2 separate regions of the Homo sapiens genome follow, and region 2 is linked to region 1. A link is a loop called in an ENCODE intact Hi-C map of the cell type or tissue named here. Cell type or tissue: gastrocnemius medialis. All regions are shown on one strand. Each heading gives the region's core, and the rest is flanking DNA. Links, peaks and the distances in the headings are about the cores only.

Region 1 (10,948 bases), core at 1,646-9,645:
CCACTCTGGGCCTTGGTCTCATCTTTTAAATAGGATTAATAATAGCCACCACTTCCTAGGGTTTGGGAGAAGATTGCATAACTTAATAGAATGAACACACTCCTGGGCACATAGGAAAAGCTTAATTCATGTGACTGTTACAGTGATAACAATAATATCCTGTATTATTGTTACCACTGTTACTGTTCTCACTATTTTTATTATTGGATCTCAATAATCTCTGCCTCTCTAGTGGTGGCACCCAGAACACCTGCCCACATCTTGGTCCTGGGGAAAATGGGCAAAGTCCAGCATTAGAGAACAACTCCTTTGCCCTCCACAACTCTGTGTGGGCCAAAGTATGAAATATCTGTGGCTGGGTGGAATATTCTGGCAGATGCACTGAACACAGGACCTGGATGCTATGTGAACACGGCAGCCTGGCTGGGAAAGCTACCTGTCAGCCAGGCTCACTTCTCCCCTTAAATGGCATTCTCTTTCTTGGGGAAGAGTTTACCCACTCAGGGTTAGTGATTCCTATTCTCCTTGCAGGATGCTTGGACATGTGCTGTGTTGTTAATTCCTTTTTGTGGTCCTTCCTATTCAATCCATTTTACTGCCCTTCTTTGCAGGCCTTGAGCCCTAGAGAGCTAATGCCTAAGAACTATAATACATCACTCAGACTCCCTTATCCACTAACTTCTAGCTAGATTTGGTCAAAGGGAAGCTTTGGTGGGAGATAGGAGGCTGGGAGGAGAGAGAACCCAGGGGTCTATGCCTCCCTCCTTCCTGAACTCCTTTCTTGCTGCAGTCCCTGCATTGGCTGTGACCAGTATGGTGGTAACTCCCGGGGCAGGGGTGGGCAGGTTCTCTTTCTTAGCTCCAGCTCTCTCAGCCATCCCAGAACACATTCCTTCACTTCCCCTTCCCCCTTAGAGAGGTACGGGCCTTCCACTGTTGCTAGCTTGGGAGTGCATCAACTTCTCTTGCTGGCTTCCTTCACCTTGCCCTGACCTCTAAACACAATCCTGTTACTAAATTCTTTTCAACTAAGCCCTTCTGTGTAAGACTTGTTTCCTGCCATGATTCTGATCAGTACTTCCACGGAGGGTCTGCAAAGTACCTTAGAGACACTCCACCCTCGCCAAGAGCAGAACACAAATCTGCCCCTCTCCTTGCCCCCTGGTATCTTGGTGCCTTCCAAGAAGACAGGCAGAGGTCCCATGTGGGCACTTCTCCCATAGGCCCTGCCTATTTGACTGCAGAGCTGCAGAGGAAGCAGGCTCCATCACAGGTGGCCTCAGGGGCCATGGGGGTGGGGAGGTTGTGATTTTATTGCAAGAACAAAGACAAGTCATGGCAGATTTGGGGGCTGGGAAGTGCCATTATCTGATTTGTAATTTTAGAAAGATCGTTTTATCTTTCATGAGCAGAGCAGGTTCTAGAGAGTGAGTGCAGCCCAGGGAAGATATTTAGGAGACTGATGCAATAGTTTCTATTTGAGATTATGGCATGGCCACCATCAGAGACATCTGCCACCTCCATCATGAAGCCTCTGCCAATCACTCCACTTTGAATGAAATTCCTCCTTCCTTTTGTGTGCCCCAAACTTTGTTGTAGCATCTATCGCAGTCAGCCCCTGAGACCCTCTCCTCCTCTCTAGGGTGAGTTCCTTGGCCTCAGTGCTCACTCACTCCCAGGGTTCTAAGCTTACTGGGCAACGACATATCACTAAGCTGGCTGGTACTCTCTAGGCAAATGCAAATGGCTCAGAAGGTATAACACATTATGCCATCATCAACTATTAATATCTAATATCAGATCAGCCGGCATCATCTTGTCAAACTAGAAAAGAAAGTAAGCTTCTGCCAAACATCTGCCATGTGCTGGGCCACCTTCCAAAGATGCCTCATTCAATCCACCAGCAACCTGGGCAGTAGGTTCTCATCTCGCAATGTGGAAACCAAGGCCCAGAGGAGTGGCTGCCCAGCTTGTGAGTGACAGAGCCTGACTCAAACCCAGGTCTCCCTGTTTATTACAGAGGCAAATCAAGAAACATGCTGTCAGAAGAATGGGCCAAGGCTACTGAGGAAACTGGGCCTAGAAAGGTTAATTTGGATAATAACAAACAATTACAAATGGACAATAATGATATCTAGCTTCACACACTTTGTTGATGCCAACTGTCACCCACTGCTACAGCAGAGGGGCATGCTCCTGAGGCTGGGTTCCTCACTATTAGCTGTGGGACTGCACATGCACTTTACACTGCCTACTCAGGTTAAACATTACCTCCTCTAAGAAGCCCTCCTGGACCTCGCAAGTCCTGGATAGGTACACATGTATTTGCCTACAGAGGCCCTTGTAGTTGCCTCTACATACTTACATATGAGTGTATATAAATATACCTTACACTCTCTCTTTCTTCGTATGTATGGGATACATATACACATACATATATAGATATATACATACACATATACACATACAATATACATACATATATATGTATATATATGTGTGTATATATATAGTATATATGTATATTGTATGTGTATATACCTAACTAAAGCCTCAAGACTTCTGTTGACACCTCAAAGAGGGCTTGAGAGCTGTCCTCTATGCTGAAGACTGCAGAGAGGTGGAGGGTATAGACTTGTTTTCAGTGTTCTTGAGGGGGAAGGCCCAATAGGTGAAAGCTGCAGAGACATCAATTTTGATTCAGCCCAAGGAAAAACTTTCTAGTAGCGAGAATTTCCCCAGGATGCAGCAGGCTCCCTGGGGGAGCCTATGAGCGTGGGCTGGGAGAGGCAACTATGGAGAAGGCTACACTTTAAGTGGTGTAGGGAGGAGTGGGAACTGGATCCCTCTAATGGGGTCTTCTAGTTTTGTGATTGGGGGCTCTTTTACCATAAAAAAAACTATTATTTATTAACCTTCTATGAAGCGCTTATCTCCTTACAAACATGAATTCATTCAACCTCACATTGGCCCTGCAAGGTAGATATTATCCAGTTCATGGATAAGGAAATGAGGCTCAGAGAAGTGGGGTAGCTTGCTCATTAGAAATTGGCATAGAAACATGAGCTGCATCTCACACTAGAACTCCGTAGAATAAACCAGCTGCCCCCACTTTCCTCCAGCAGTTAGGTTCATACAAGTTTTACCCATGTCAGCAGCACAACAGAGTTCATTTGGTTTTGTTTTCATGTTCCTTTACTTCCTCTCCAGTATCTCTACCTTTTTCATGCTGAAAGTTGGCCAGCAGTCCAGACCATCAGATCTAATCTGCTCTGGGGGAGTAGGGGCCTGGCCTGGTTCACAGGCAGTCCCCAGACTGGGTGGTGCCTCCTGAACCCTCTTTATTCCTTCTAGAAGGAATCCACTGTTTACTACCTTGTTCCTGGACCTCTAGACACATTTATAAAGCCACAGAACCTGGGAGGGGTAAGGAGGTTACATGAAGCGTGGCAGCTACAGCTGACAGAAGGTTTCAGAAAGTCCTGTCGCTTCAGTTTCAAGTCTGATGAAAGAAAAAAAAAAAAAAAAAAAAGCTAAGCAAAGCCCAACGAGGCTGCCTGCCAGGAGTCTGTGAAACATGGCCCAGGCCAAAGCCAGTGTCAGCCAAGAGGGAAATTACAGGCCTTAAATGGCAGACAAGTCTGCAAAAGCCTCCTAGAGTTGTGTTTGGCAAATGTTTGTTTGCATACATGTTTGTTTGTGTGGATGTGTTTTTCAGCATGTATTTTTTTTTTTAGTTATGTATTTAGCTCTAAGATCGTTTTTAAAAACAATGTCAAAATTGTACTTTAAAATAATTTATTCCTGGTGAATATTTGGAGCAATTCCATTCAGTTTAGTTCAAGTCAGCAACTATTTACTGACAGTCTATTCCATGCCAGGCACTGAGATTGGCACTGGGCATCCTGGGTTGCTAAAGGGGCTGCCCCATTCTGAGCTAGCTCAGTGGCTGCTGTAGAAAAAAGTCAGCCCAAATGCCCATCAATGATAGACTAGATAAAGAAAATATGGTACATATACACCATGGAATACTATGCAGCCATAAAAAGGAATGAGATTATGTCCTTTGCAGGGACATGGATGAAGCTGGAAGCCATTATCCTCAGCAAACTAACACAGGAACAGAAAACCAAACACCACATGTTCTCACTCATAAGTGGGAGCTGAACAATGAGAACACATGGACACAGGGAGGGGAACAACACACACTGGGGCCTGTTGGGGGAGGGGAGTGGGGAAAGCATTAGAGAAAAGAGCTAATGCATGCTAGGGTTAACACCTAGGTGAAGGGTTGATAGGTACCACAAACCACTGTGATACACATTTACTTATGCAACAAACCTGCACATCCTGCACTTATACCCCAGAACTTAAAAGATAAAAAAATTAAAAAATTAAAGCAAACAACAAACAAACAAACAAAAGTGATAATCAGGTGAGAGAATGAGGAAGAGGAATATTGTTTTCTAAATGAATATAATAGTTGGCTTTATTTTACAGTAAACATGTAGTTTCAAAAATATTAAAAACAAAGCACAGACAACTTGACAAATTACCATTTGTTCCACCACCTAGAATTAACTAATTTTTATATTTGTCATATTTGAATTATACATTTGTATGTGTATAAAAATTTTTAAAGTGTTATTAATAAAGCTGTGGTTCTCCTCCAAGAAAAAAGAGAAAAAGACACATGCATGGAAAAGAATCCCAGAGGACCCTTGGGCCCAGATCATTTCAGTCCGGTGTGGCTGGGACAAAAGAGGGAGAAGCCTTAGTTCTTGGGGGAGAAGGAGTCAAGTAGGACTTTACAGGCATACAAAGGTCTGGAGGGGGCCCTTCCAGGTACAGGAAAGAAACCTAGGGGAGCTCATCTGAAGGTCAGGGATGGATGACTTGCTCAAGGTCCCACAGCTAGAAACTGGCAGCCTGAAGATTTGAACTCAGGTCTGTCACATTCTTCTCCACCCCAGCAAATAAACCTGAAGGTGAAAGCTGTGTGATTTGGCTGGAGGGCTATGTCCAGCCTCTTTAAATCCTTCCCATCCCTTAAGGACTAGCCAACTCTTACAAATTCTCAGTAGGCTAATCTAATATCCACTGCTGAGTTCCTAGAAAATATGTGCCTCAATATTGCTCGTTATCTTTTAATGAAGCTATGCTTTTCTCTTCAACAATATAAATACATATAAACATTTATTTCATTTTTAAAAAATAAAATAAAGATTTGTGGTTTTCCACTCTATGTCATGACAATGTTTGGCAAAAGAGATAGGAAGAATGATAAAACCATCTTCATGGGTAGAAATAATTTTAAATTCTGTTTTACTTCCGTCACACACAGCAGGTACTCAATAAATACTTGCAGTGCTGGCCTGGCTAGGCTGTACTTTTTTATGACAGTGTATTAGTCAGATATTGCCACCATCATGCTGGGTAACAAACCACACGAAACTCAGTTGCTTACAACTACAAGCATTTATTTTTCTCACTGAGAGTTGGCTGGATACCTCAGGTTCAAGGTGCAGGCCCAGGGCTTTGGGTCAGTTTGAGTCTGCTTCTTTTGTCTCATTCTGGGGGCCAGGCTGAAAGAACCTCAGACTTGCCCTTTTCATGGTGGTAAATGAGACATGAGACAGGAGCAGAAGCAAGAGATAAGTAGAAACAGATCAAGCTTCTTGAGGTCTCAGCCCAGAACTGTCATGCTGTTGTTTCCACCCCCATAACTTTGCCCAGGGCAAGTCAATGGTCAAGCCCAATATCACTGCACAGGAAGACACATTTGCCCACTCTAGGGGGAGGCACAGCAAAGTCAGATGGCAAAGGGTATAATTCTAAAAGAAACAGAACATGAAGAACTGAAGAAAGATTCTAGGATTTGAAGGTAGACTTGACTTCAAATCTGAATTATCATTTACCTGCTTTGGAGACTAGAGAAATCGCTTAACCTTTTTGCATCTGTCTCCTCATCTGTTCTTACCTCTCTGGGGTGTAATAAGACTATTTCCCATCCTCACTTACTGAGTGCTGACAATGTACCACTCACTGAGCTTAGCATTTTATGAACATCATCACACATAAGACAGGTAAGGTAGGAATCCATCTCCCATTTAATAGATGAGGAAACTGAGATTGATAGATGTTAAGTGACTTGCCCAAAGTCACACAGCTACATTCGAAGTTTCATGCCAGGTCTGTGTCACCTCTACTTAATGTAAATAAGGCGTGTACACTGTCTGCCACATAGAGGGTCCTTGTTTCAGGTGAATTTCTGTATCTTTCCCTCTTAGAGAGTCCTGGAAACTTCTAGGTCGCTGGACTTTTACTTTCTGATGAACTTCACCCAAGCTGATGTGACCAGCTACCATCACCCAAGTTTCAAAGTTCATTGTTGCTTAAAAAAAATAAGGCTATTATTAGCAGCAATCAGAGGGCAATCACATTTCCCAGTCAGGAGTCTTTGGGAGGAAGGTTGTTTGAAGCAATGCCTGGATGGTGTTTGTGGTGCCACATGTCTGGTGTGGAGGCAAATTTCGTAATGGCCATGCCTGTCAGGTGATGCCGAGACCTCTGCTCAGAACAGATATCTTTCCAGTCGGGAGTGGCTGCTCTGACATCGCTGGGGAAGGACAGCTAGCAGCTGCTCTTTTGCAAGACTTGATTCATACAGCATGGAAGATACTAGTAAGAGCAAGTCTTTAGATAAGAGACCTGATTTAAATCAGGGTTGTGCCTCTGACTGGCTGGGTGGCCTTGGCCCCTGGTGATGCTGTTCCCTCTGCCTGCACACCTCCTCAGGGCCAGCTCTCCACCTTAGTGTCACTTCATCTAGGAGATCTTCCCTGACGTTCTCAAGCTAACACACTGGACACCCCCAGGCTCTGCACTTAGATGATCTTAATTGCTTGTTTAATTGGCTGTCTGCTACAGGATAAGTGTTGTTTGAGAACAAGCCCTGATCAATGTTTGCCACTGAAATCCTACTTCCCAGAATGATGTCTAGTGCATAGTAGGCACTGTAGGAACATTTATTTATCTAATGAATTCAGTAATAAACTACTAAAAGCATACTGTTGATTTGTAACCTTTTGGTGGTGGATCCAATATTGTCTGTGCTATGGAAGCCCCTTGGCTCTAAATCCTTGCTAATCAAAGTGTGGTCCTTGGATGGACCTACATCACCTGAGGGCAGCCCAGTAGTTTTAACTGTGCAGATCCTGAAGAGGTACGGGTACTGCTTGAACAGTATACCATTCATTGAGATGGACAGATGATGATCTATTTGTTAAGAAATAAGTTGTCAAAACCTTGCTAGTGACTAGCTTCAAGAGCATGCCAGATGCCCCATGGTCCCCAGGGTGATTTTTTTTTTTTTTTAACTATCTACCAGGAGAAGGGGATGAGCCAGTGCTTATTGTCTAGTCTCACTTCTGGTCTGTGAGGCAGATATCATCATCTCCACTGTATGCAGGAGGAGGGTGAGGTCCAGAGAGATTAAATCACTTGCCCAAGTTCACACAGTTGGGAAGAGGCAGAGTGGGGATATCCCCTTTACATCAAGCTGACTCTCCCAGGAAAGCTACCCTTTTAACTCTGACAGTAAAACCTCTGCCTTATTCCACATTCTGTCCTTAAATCCTCTTCACACAGGAAAAGCTACATTCTCTGAAGCATGTGAATGGGCCCTTCTGGGTCTTCTACTAAATATATACCCCATGGCTCCCTCCATTCTAGCCATGATGGCCTGATTTCTGTCTCTTGAATACACCAGCTGATGCCTGTCCCAGGACCTTTGCAGTTCCTCCTGCCTGCAGAGTGTCCCCAGATCTCCCCATGGTTGCCTGCTTCTCATCATTCAGGTCTCACTCTGTGTCACCTCTTCAGAGAGACTTTCCCTAAACACTCTAGGGAAAGCAGTCCTCCTCCGCCACCAACAAACATTCATTCTCATTCCCATTTTATTTTTTTTCCACATCACTTAATTTATGCTAAATTACCATGGGCATTCATTCAGATGTCTTTTTTTCTCTCCATTAGAGTGGATGTTCTTTGAGGTCAGAGTTCTTGTCTGGTTTTGGTTTGCACTATTCCCAGGCTAGTGAATTGTAAGGATGATTCTAACACATTCTTGTGTTGAGACGTTTTTGTATCCAGTGGATTTATATCAGGGCTTGCATTGGCTTCTTGTCTTCAGAAGGAGAGCAGACCCTTGTCCAAGTGTCCAATCATGCTTCAGGGTGTCAGAGGGGCTCCGATTAGCTGTTCAGGTGGGGTCTTATCAGGGTGCATGCAATTATCCATGCAATTCCTGACCCCAGAAGGAAGTGATCCTTTTCATCATTTGCACCCTGATAGGACCCCACCCAAACAGCTAATCAGAGCCCCTGTGACATCCTGAAGCATGATTGGACACCTGGACAAGGGGTCGGCTCTCCTGCAGACGAGAAGGCAATGCAAGCCCTGACATAAATCCACTGGATACAGTAATGTCTCAACACAAGAATGTCTTAGAATCATCCATACAATTCACCTGAATTTGCCCTTGAGTCTATGCTTTCTGAGGGGAGGGATAGTATCTACTTTCCTTACTGCCAGCACATGTCATCTGCCTACCTCTTTAGAAGGGAGCATCTGGTAAGTATTTGTTCCTTCTCTGACCTCTCTGGGTCTCAGCTGAGAATGTTAACAATGATAGACATAACTTTTGAATGCCATCGTGTTTTTCTCTGCTTGAGTCAGGTACACAAAGGAAAATAAAATTAAACCAGAAAGGAATGGAGGGAACCCATCTTTTCTTTCTGTTTGAGTATGCCAAAGCCCAGACTTGGGATCTTGACCTGGAGGAAGCCACCCAATTGCTGGACTCAGAATGACCTGATTTCTGCTTTTTATAAATAGGAAGTCCCATTGTCCATTTAGGCCTCACCATTGTTGAACTGCCCTGTTATATCCACACCTACTTCTTCTGTGGAACGTCCAAAGTGATACAGAACTCTGTACAACCCACTGAGTGGGCATGGAACCCAGCTGTACACCTCCATTGCTAGTCTTGAATGAGTTAGCTCATAGAGATGGAATTTGCAAACTAGTCTCTGAACATAGTCTGGCTCCTAACAGACCACCTTTCTAAATGATGTGGAGTTCTGAAGCATTTCTTGGACAGTTTGATCCACGTTGAGTGGAGAGGGACAATGGGTTGGTCCTAGAAGGTACTGAGGGCCCACGCTCTGTGAGACACTTTGTATACATGATCTTTAATTCTCACAATAGCCTTTATTATGCTATGCATTTTACAGATGAGGAAGCTGACGCCCAGAGAAGCTAAGTTACTGCCTCACTGCCTCACAGCTAGTAAGCAGCGAAGCCTAATGCTTGGTCTTCCAGTCCAGACTTAAGTTTAGAGCTGAGGAACTCCAGCTTAGATGCTAAGTGGCTTGGCTGAAAGGCCACATCTCATATCCCCCTGATAAGTGGCAGAACCAGTATCTAAACCCAGATGCTTTATTCCCAAACTCTAAGCTGCCTGTTACCCTACACCACCTTTTCTTTGTAATAATGTGGGACTCAATTTGCCTAAAGTCACGTGGAGAATCAGAGGGAGCTTCAGGACAGGGCCAGCTCTCTTGACTCCTGGTTTAGTGTTTCTTCCTGAGACCACATCACCTGTCTGCCCTATGCACTGACATGGAAAAGCATTTCCAGAGAACGGTCTCAAGGCTGATGCCAGAGGACAAGGCTGATCCCTGAAGACTCAGGCTTCTTTCAAGGCCAGTGGGGTCACCCTACGAAGGCTTTTCACCCTCCTCTAAAGCACTGTTCCTGTGTTTAGTCTGGTCTGCCTCCAGGGGCAAGATGATGGAATGGATAATTGCCCTGGACAGTTTCTGTCACTTGAATGCCAATCTGCCATTGTGTTTTCCCTTTGCCAGAGAGTCTTCATAGCTGGAATAAAACCCATGACATAGGCACTGGAGGAAAAGAGAGATTGTCTACAATTCACACCAAATAATTGAGGGGATGGAGTGACTTCCCTAGGAAGCCAGACTGAATAGTTCCTACAGTCTCTAAAATCAGGGAATTGCAGTCTTGGAATGATGCTTAGCAAGCTGCCTTAGTTCAGCTGCTATAACAAAAATACCATAGGCTAGGTGGCTTATAAACAACAGAAAATTATTTCTCACAGTTCTGAAGGCTGGAAAGTCTAAGACCAAGTTGCCAGCAGACTCAGTGTCTGGTGAGGGCCCACTTCCTGGTTTATGGACCGCCATCTTCTTGCTGTATCCTCACATGATGGAAGGGATAAGGGACCTCTCTGGGGTCTTTTTTATAAGGGCACTAATCCCACTCATGAGGATTATTCCCTCATGAGGGTCATGCCCTCTTGACCTAACTACCTCCCAAAGACCCCACCTCCTGATACCATTACCTTGGAGTTAGGTTTTAACACATGGATTTTGGAGGGACACAGACATTCAGTCTACAGCAAAAGCCTAAGCAATTGCAGCTTAATAGCTAGAGTCAGGTCTGAGTTCCAATATTCTTCTGCCTCTTCCCACTTACTAAATTATACCTGTAAGTATAATAATAATAATACTGACTTCTTAGGATTGTTGTGATTTTTAGCATGAAATAATATATGTGATATGCCTGGCCCAGAGAAGACAAGCAATAAAGAGCAGTGTGTGTGTGTGTGTGTGTGTGTGTGTGTGCGTGTTTGTTTGTGTGTCTTCCTCCTTACCGCTTCACTGTGTGTACAGAGAAACTAGAGCCAGAGACAGAAGTTGTGACATGTACAGACACGTGGGAGTTAACAGCAGAGCCAGGACTTGAAGACTTATCTCCAGTCTCCCAGGCCAGTGTTCTTATTTCACATCATAATAACAAGGTTGCAATTTGTTAAACATGTCCCTAAATTGTGGGCCTCAGAAGCATAAAAAAGACAATTTTC
Region 2 (8,000 bases), core at 1-8,000, 720 kb after region 1:
TGCAGTTACTGGATGCCCAGAACAGAGGGCTGTGTGGAGACTGCACAGTGACCCTGGAAGAAAAGGGCTGCACTGTTAACCCTATTCTCCCTCTCTCTAATCTCCTGCCTGCCTCACCATTGGCTGGAATCAGAATCAGAGAGCAAGGGAACCTGTTGATGTATTCTGTAGAAGGCCACATCTCTAAGCTCAGAGGAGGGTGGGAAGGAATCTTCAGAAGCACTTGGAGACATTCAACTGAGTCACCCACCCTGGACTATTCAGAGCGGTCTGCAGACTAGAGGGCAGTCTCTAAATGGTTTGTTCAGATTTGCTATGAAACAAGGAACTTGCATCAGAATGTAAATCAATTATGTCACCAAGTGTACTGTTTAGTTCAGCTGTCATTTTATTCATAGCAAGATGTTCTCAATGAAGGAACCGGTGTGCTGGCTTACATCCTGGGGCCAACTCCTTTCACCACAGATGGGCCCTTTGAATAGCACTAAACTAGATTCCTTGCTCTGTAGGTAATGATAAAAACGCTGGAATCCCTTTCCTTGTTTTGATTTTCCTACCTTAACTTCTGCTAAAGAGAAGAATAACGAGTATTTTTCTGTACCTACCCTGAGCCTGGCACTGTGCTAAGGTACTTTAGATGACATTTAATTCTTGCAAGTTAGATTATTCACTTCATCTTTACAGACAAGAAACAGGGCCAGAAAGTTTAAGTAATGTGCCTGTGGTCTAGCAAGTGAGAGAGCCAGCACTCAAATTCAGATCTTACTCCAAAGTCCATGCCCCTCACTGTTTGTAGGCTATCCCAGGACTGTGCTTAAAATTATCTGACATTAACACCAAGAAATAAAGCAGGGTTGTTGGGGGATTGCCTTATATGGAGACCTATGACTATGTTCTGTATACATATGCTATGCATGATTCCTGGGAATAGATAAAACCCAGCTCCCCCCAAATCAGATGGCACTGTTTGTGAATACGATGTTACTCCACGTTACAAGGCCTTGTCCAGCCCAGCCAGCCAGGTCAGAGATGAATTCAGTTTGTTTCTAAGTGGCTGTTGTCTGTTGCCATCTCTTTTTAAACCTGGGAGGTCAGGAAGAAGATAGGGAGAAAGAATTCATGAGAGGGATGCATTTCCTTAGAAATGTTATTAATTGGCTGGGCAAAACAAGAGAAGGAAATAAAATAGCTGCTCCTTACTAAGTAAAGGCATCTTCTTCCCTTATCTCATTAAAAATTAAAAGCACTCTTGGTTTAAGTAGGGCAAATTAGTAATTAAGTGCTATATAATGAACTTGTATAAACAGAATATTGAAGGGGAAGCCAAATTAATCACTCTGCTGGCTTGTTTTTGCCCCCATTAATGCACCTTTTACTCAGGTCCTTCCTGTGATACCAGGATGCATTTTCTGCTCTCCTCTGCTGCTGGAGATTGGGTGGGCTGTGATAGTTGGGCTGACAGATGACAGTGGACTAGATCTGGAAAAGTCATGTGTAGGGGCCTCGATGGCCATTTCATTTTTTAAGCCAAGGCTCATCAGCACAAGCCTGCATGTGACGGGAACAGCCTTAGACAGTAGCAGGGCAAGGAAGAATTAGACACAATGTCGGTACCCAAGGAATTCCCAGTCTACTGGTGGCGGGAGGTTGGGCACAGATGGATACAGTTATGAAAAAGTCTAAGGTGTAATGGCAAAGACTATTTCCTTGGACTCAAATCTTGGCTCAGCCACTTACCTTGGGTGAGTTACTTAGTTTCTCTGTGTCTCAGAGGCCTCACCTGTGAAAGATTCCATTGCAATTACTCTGCAATGGAATGATGGAGCATTTGAGGAGTGACTTCCACTGTCTTAAGAGGGCTGGGAAAGTCTTCCAGAAGAGGCAACCTTTGGCTGGTGACGGAGCTAGAACTCAGGGTACCGTGGGACCCCCCAGGCCTATGCTCCTCATCTTTGCAGCATAGTGCCTCCTCTGAAAGCGGAAGAAGGAGCTTGGGCCTCAACCCAGGACAAATCTCTCTCCATTTCAGCTCAACATAGTAAATATTAGTAATAACATCTGGATCCTCAGTCTCATGATATGTTAGCAACTACCTGCCAAGTATGTGGGGTGAGGAGTAGAAAGAGTAAGTGAGCTGAGTCCATCACAGGCTGGGTAAGATGAAATCAAATGGAGCAGCAGAAAGTAGCCCTCTAAGTCACCTTGCTGAACCTCACGGTGATGCCATCTCCTCGGCTTGCTAGCTGTGTGAACACACCTGGCTGGGCAAGCTACTTAATTTCTCTGATCTCAGTTCCATATTAACTGACCCCATTGAGTTTCTGCAAAGATTCTGTGAATGAAAGCACATTTAGCACAATGCCTATTCAGCAGAAAAGTACTATTATCATTCCCTGTGTTCATTTGATCTTCACCACAACCCTATGAGGTAGGTGGCATCATTGTGCCACTCTATTAAGCAAGAAATTGAGGCACCAAGCTATTGAAAATCTCGCCTAAGGTCATCTAGATGGTTAGTGGCAGAACGATGGTTTAAACTCAAGTGGTCTGGCTCCAGCCCTGCCCTCTGCGTATCCCCCACAGCCCTGTGCTTTGGAGGGCACCTATAGCTAGGTTTGCATGTCACATGCTAGAAATAGGGTAGACGCTTCTCAAGGATGTCCGGACCTCTCTCTCACTACTGAGGAAGAAGTTATTTCCTTCTGCTTGAGGGAATGGTGGGGCAGAGCCTACAGCTGTGGTGACCCTTTGACAGGTGGGGCAGGTAGAGCAGGCACAAGTGACTCACCAGGGAGCATTAGCCCTAGGATGCAGTAGGAATGCAGCTGCTGCACTGATCTTGGCAGTTTTGATTAGTGAACAGAATAATTTATTTGTCATTCATACTCTGCTTCCATAAAGGATTTAAGAAAGCTTACAATAAGTGACTAAATAGTTACTGGAATAAAACTCATAAGTTAGAAATGATGTAAAAAGAGGAAAATACACATATATATACATATAAACATGGGAAGATACCAGCAAAGGACAAGGTGATTTGATTCTGTATCAGGTAGGAGAAAAGTACTAGAAAAGTATTAGTATTAATATTTGTATTCAAAGTACTGCCAAAGAATGTTGAAAATCAGATTGTTTTAATTCTGGATTGGTGAGTGCCACACCAAATATCTATGGGACAGATCTGGCTTATCTATGGGTCTCTGATCTGGACTAGGCAGTTATTATTATTTTTTTTTAAATGAGGTCTCGCTCTATTGCCCAGGCTGGAGCGCAGTGACATAATCATGGCTCACTGCAGCCTCAAACACCTGTTCAAGCAATCCCCTAGGGGGTTACTTTGACTGAACTTCAGGCAACCAAGGCAAAACTGGGAAAAGTGTCAAGTCATATGGAGTCAAAGAATTATACCAATTCTTTGAAAGAGACCACATTTTTCCTTATACCAAATTCTAAAATCATTATTTCTTTAAAAATGAACTTAGAAATCCTTCCATGGAACTCTTATAGAAGAAGGCAGAATTCATTATATACCACCTTGCTGAGAGCCCAGATCATAACATTGAAACCTGACTTCGGGTCTAGGATAGGCTGGGTTTATAGCTTTTTGGAGATGTCACTTGACTCAGTGATAGAACCAAGAATACCCAGTTTGGTAGAGAGATAGCATGTCCCTTCACCTTTTTCCATGAATATTCCTTCCCTTGGCCAGCTTTGCAAACAAAGCTGTGTTACTGACCTAGGAGTGTCTCATAGTACCTCAGTACTAAAGCTTTTTACAAGCCTGGCATCAGAGAAGTGCTAAAATGAAGCACCCGTCAATCGAGAAGGGCAACAGATGTTGAAGCATATCAAATATCAGTAAACAGCAAGCCACAGAGACTGCTGAACTTGGCATCCTCATAGCAAAAATACCCTGTTGCCTTTAAGAGAGAACGCTGTGGACTTTTATAAACCACATTAAGTGATGTATTTTTTTCTCCATTTGGACAATTGCTACCCTATGAAATATTTTCCCTGAAAGATGGTCTGCTATCCTCTATTATTTTTTTTTAATCTCTACTTTTTTAAGGGCAAACTTAATGCTCACAGAGTGTTCTAGGCTCTCAGCCCTGGAAATATAGGTCTCCAGAAATTGAGAGGAGTTTCATATTCAGCTTATCTAGTACCCTCTCTTTTACTATTAGCCGTATGATTCATATTATAAGTAATAAATCGAGCTGTATTTCAATCCTGTAGCTGTGCACTAGATTAGTCCCTTTACCTCTCTAAGCCTGCTTACTCATTTGTATAAAAATAAGACTATTAAGAACACATACCTCATGCAATTGTTGTGAAAATTAAATGAGATGATATGCAAGAAGTATTTGGCACAGTTGCTAGTATGAATAAACTCTCAATGAGAGGTATACAAAATTATAGCAATATTTATGATGATATCTATCATTACTATTAGCTGACTATAAGTCACATGCTGTATTAATGCTTTACATATATTACTGAAAGGTGGCTGGGCTGGTCCTTTGCCTGTTTGCTCTCAGAGAGTGCTCCTTCCCCTGCTCTGCTGTGTGTTACACTTCCTAGGCTCTCTTGCACCTGGCCTCTGAGCAGGCTTGGCCATTGGGAGGTAATGGTGGGAGAATGACTGATGTGCAGGCAGAAGTCAGGTCATTTCTCCCCTTCACTACAGCAGCAGCTGCATTTTCTGTCTGATTCCAGCTCCCAGCCTCTCTCAGATCCCAGTTCTGGCCACTCAGCTTTTCTTTGGTTTCCGTTCTATACTGACATTCCCTGTTCCTGGCTCTAGTCACACCACTGCCTCCTGTCATCCCTTGATTCCTAAGAGGGGTAGCATCTGTCTGCTGTCGGTAACCTCTGTGTGGCTTCAACAACCTGTTGGGCTTCTAGGTCTCTTCTGTCACTAATGAAACTAATTTCTTTTTTTTTTTTGAGACACAGTCTCACTCTGTCGCCCAGGCTGGAGTGCAGTGGCACAATCTCGGCTCACTGCAAGCTCTGCCTCCTGGGTTCACGCCATTCTCCTGCCTCAGCCTCCCGAGTAGCTGGGACTACAGGTACCCACCACCACACCTGGCTATTTTTTTTTTTTTTTTAAGTAGAGATGGTGTTTCACCGTGTTAGCCAGGATGACCTCGATCTCCTGACCTCGTGATCCACCCACCTCGGCCTCCTAAAGTGCTGGGATTACAGGCGTGAGCCACCACGTCTGGCTGAAACTAATTTCTTATATTTAATTCCTCCTGTTCAAAGACCTAGAGTAGGTCTTTGGGCTACCTAGCTAACTTGACTGGTAGTCCAGCTACCTGACTGGACTCTGACTGATATCATTGCTTTTAACTACTAAAAGAAAAGGTAGTCCTTATAGAGAATTCACTTCTCCTCCTCTCCCTGTTGGAGTGAGCCAAGCCAACTGGAGAAGGGATGGCTGGTTATCATGGAGAGACGTTCACTTGGACTAAAGCTCAAAAGACAATAAATTGACCTAAGCATCTTTGATGAATACTGCCTATACACCCAGCTGAGTTTGGCATTGAGGCCAGGAGCCTCAGGTAGCTTACCCCCTCTCTGAGGAGACAAGATTCAAGTACAAGTCATAGCCAAGCACACTACAAGATAGTGTCTAGTCAGAAGGAATAGGAACTCCTCTTTCTTGAGCCAGAGCCCTGGACCATTCACTATTCTAGGTAAGTAACTATAATAGATATGTGATTATTCTCACATGAAAAATGAGGAAATGGAGGCTCAGAGAGGGCAAGTGATTTACCCAAAGTCACACTGCAATTAAGTAGTGGTCTTAGCAGCTTAAGTCTGTATGTCCTAGAACCTGTTTATGGGACTTATATCTGTTCCTCAAAGTTTTCTAATCTTTTTGTCAGTTTCAAAGCAGATAGTAAGAAAACTACATACATAATTCATATTGCCCTGGTCTTGTAGAAATGACCTTACAGAAACAATATTCAGCCTTATTCACCTAATTCTCAGAACAGGTTTATGTGGAAAGTTTATTGTGTTCATTTTTTACAGATGACAAAGCAGAATCAAAAAAGTAAAGGAATTTACCCAAGTTCATACCGAACGTTCATATTCAACCTGGAATTTGAATGCAGGTTTTTCTCTCCCCAAGCATATGCTCTTTCCACTTGGGGACGTCCAAGAACTGGACCATATGTAGTATAAGACCAAGTGTTTTTTAGAATTTTTTTTTTTTTTTTGAGATGGAGTCTCACTCTGTCGCCTAGGCTGGAGTGCAGTGGCGCAATCTTGGCTCACTGCAACCTCCACCTCCCTGGTTCAAGTGATTCTCCTACCTCAGCCTCCCAAGTAGCTGGGATTACAGGCACCTGCCACCACACCTGGCTGATTTTTGTATTTTTAGTAGAGACAGGATTTCACCATATTGGCCAGGCTGGTCTCGAACTCCTGACCTCAGGTGATCTGCCCACCTCGGCCTCCCAAAGTGCTGGGATGATAGGCGTGAGCCACCTCGTCTGGCCTAGACATTTTTTTAAAAGGTTGGGGAGAAAGGCCAGGTACCCTATCTTCCAGGAACAGACAGTTGGGTTAGAGAAGTATATATAAAGTGACCTGAAACCAGAGAGTGCTGTTGCATAATCTACTCTCTGGTAGTGACTACCAGCAGGAAAGAGTAGCCTGGCTTTGTGTAAGAAATGGGGCTTGAAATGGGCTGGAGTGGAAACATTAATTTAGGACAGGCAGAGAAGCAGCAGGAAGAGGGATTTTTAGATAAAGGTGCTGGTGAGAGCAAAGAAACAGATACAGACAGAACGGAGATCAACGTTAACTCCTGGGAAGGGTCCCAGTTCAGGAGTAGTGAAAAAGAAAGTTGGATAGATAGGACCACAGTTGATTACAGGTAGGGGTTGTTAACCACAAACAGATCAATTAGGAATTTGATCAGCAGTCTTGGGAGTACTTTTTGCTCAGTATTCCCTTATCCTTTAACTGTCTTTTAAAAAAATGTTGCAAGCTGATAGTCTCACTTTAAAAAAAAAAACGTTAAGTCCTTCTTAGATAATACTGCTTTCTGCTTAAGAAAAATAGCTTTTAAATTAGTTCAGCCTGTGAGTAATAATAAAAGTTTATTACTTATCTCTCACAGTTTTGAAGAGTCTCTAAAATAGAAGGGAATACTCTTTAAATGCCCCTAAAGTGCTATCCTCTTTCACTACAGTTCATTTGTGTATAGGGTGTTATAAAATCACACATTTGAGAATTTCAGGATGGAGAAAGCACCTTCTGAAGCAATGTCATTGAGAGATGGGGAGCAAGCCACTTTCTACCAGCTCAAAATCTACTCCCTCCTCCCTCCCCAACCCCTCCCTGACACCTGGGCCTAGAGGAGCCTGTGTGTTGGATAGAGTTGACGGCAGTGAAATTCCTACCAAGTTGGCCCTTTCAGTTTCACCTGTCAGTGTCTCTGATGAAGAGGGATCTTGACAAACCAGACTGGTTTGGATAATTGGACTACAGCAGTTGTCTTCATCTCAGTAAACTGACTAACCACTACAGAGGCTGGAGGAGAAATTTATAGAAAATCCTAAAATGGAAATTGAAGCAAGTGTTTCAATGACTAGGAAACAACAGGCTTTAGTGAGGTTCCAACATATTATAGTATGGTGGGGTGCTGGGACTCCTGTCTTCAAGGGGCCCCTAAAAGTGATAGAGGGGATTCATTTAGTATGCCCCAGCTGCCATTTAAGCACTTTGTGGTTATTGGCTCACTTAGTCCTCACAACGGTCCCATGAGATCCTGATATTAGTTGTACTTTGCACACAAGGAACCTGAATCACCAAGAGGCCACGCGCTTTCCCAAGCTTACATAGCTGGTAAAAGGTGAAGCTCAGATACAAACCCAGATTTTCTGACTCTGTGGTCTGTTCACTGTAAATACTGAAACCCATCTCTATAAAGCTCCTTTGGGAAACTCATCTTGGTGAGGCCCACCTCTACACGGCCCTAC

What was found. Hi-C counts contacts between places; a loop is a spot of excess contacts. Peaks named below come from ENCODE experiments on the same cell type or tissue, not always from the same donor. Only the 100,000 strongest peaks of a DNase experiment are listed, where the experiment ranks them.
Region 2: a loop joins it to region 1, with 3 times the contacts of the local background. A loop is called at or near these places in 2 of 110 quality-filtered maps.

Annotation. Positions count from the first base shown.
Region 1 is chr1:58,965,295-58,976,242 of GRCh38, forward strand. No RefSeq gene overlaps it. Among named protein-coding and RNA genes, the nearest start is that of LINC01358, 50 kb to the right of the region's middle. RefSeq lists an enhancer at 3,288-3,447. In gastrocnemius medialis, for the core only: a CTCF peak has its summit at 3,634; DNase peaks (open chromatin) are centred at 1,917, 3,557 and 6,567; H3K27ac peaks cover 8,000 bases.
Region 2 is chr1:59,682,538-59,690,537 of GRCh38, forward strand. The region is part of intron 14 of FGGY (FGGY carbohydrate kinase domain containing); the gene reads left to right. Among named protein-coding and RNA genes, the nearest start is that of MIR4711, 47 kb to the right of the region's middle. In gastrocnemius medialis, for the core only: no CTCF peak of the experiment used is centred there; DNase peaks (open chromatin) are centred at 344, 3,854, 4,628 and 7,381; H3K27ac peaks cover 8,000 bases.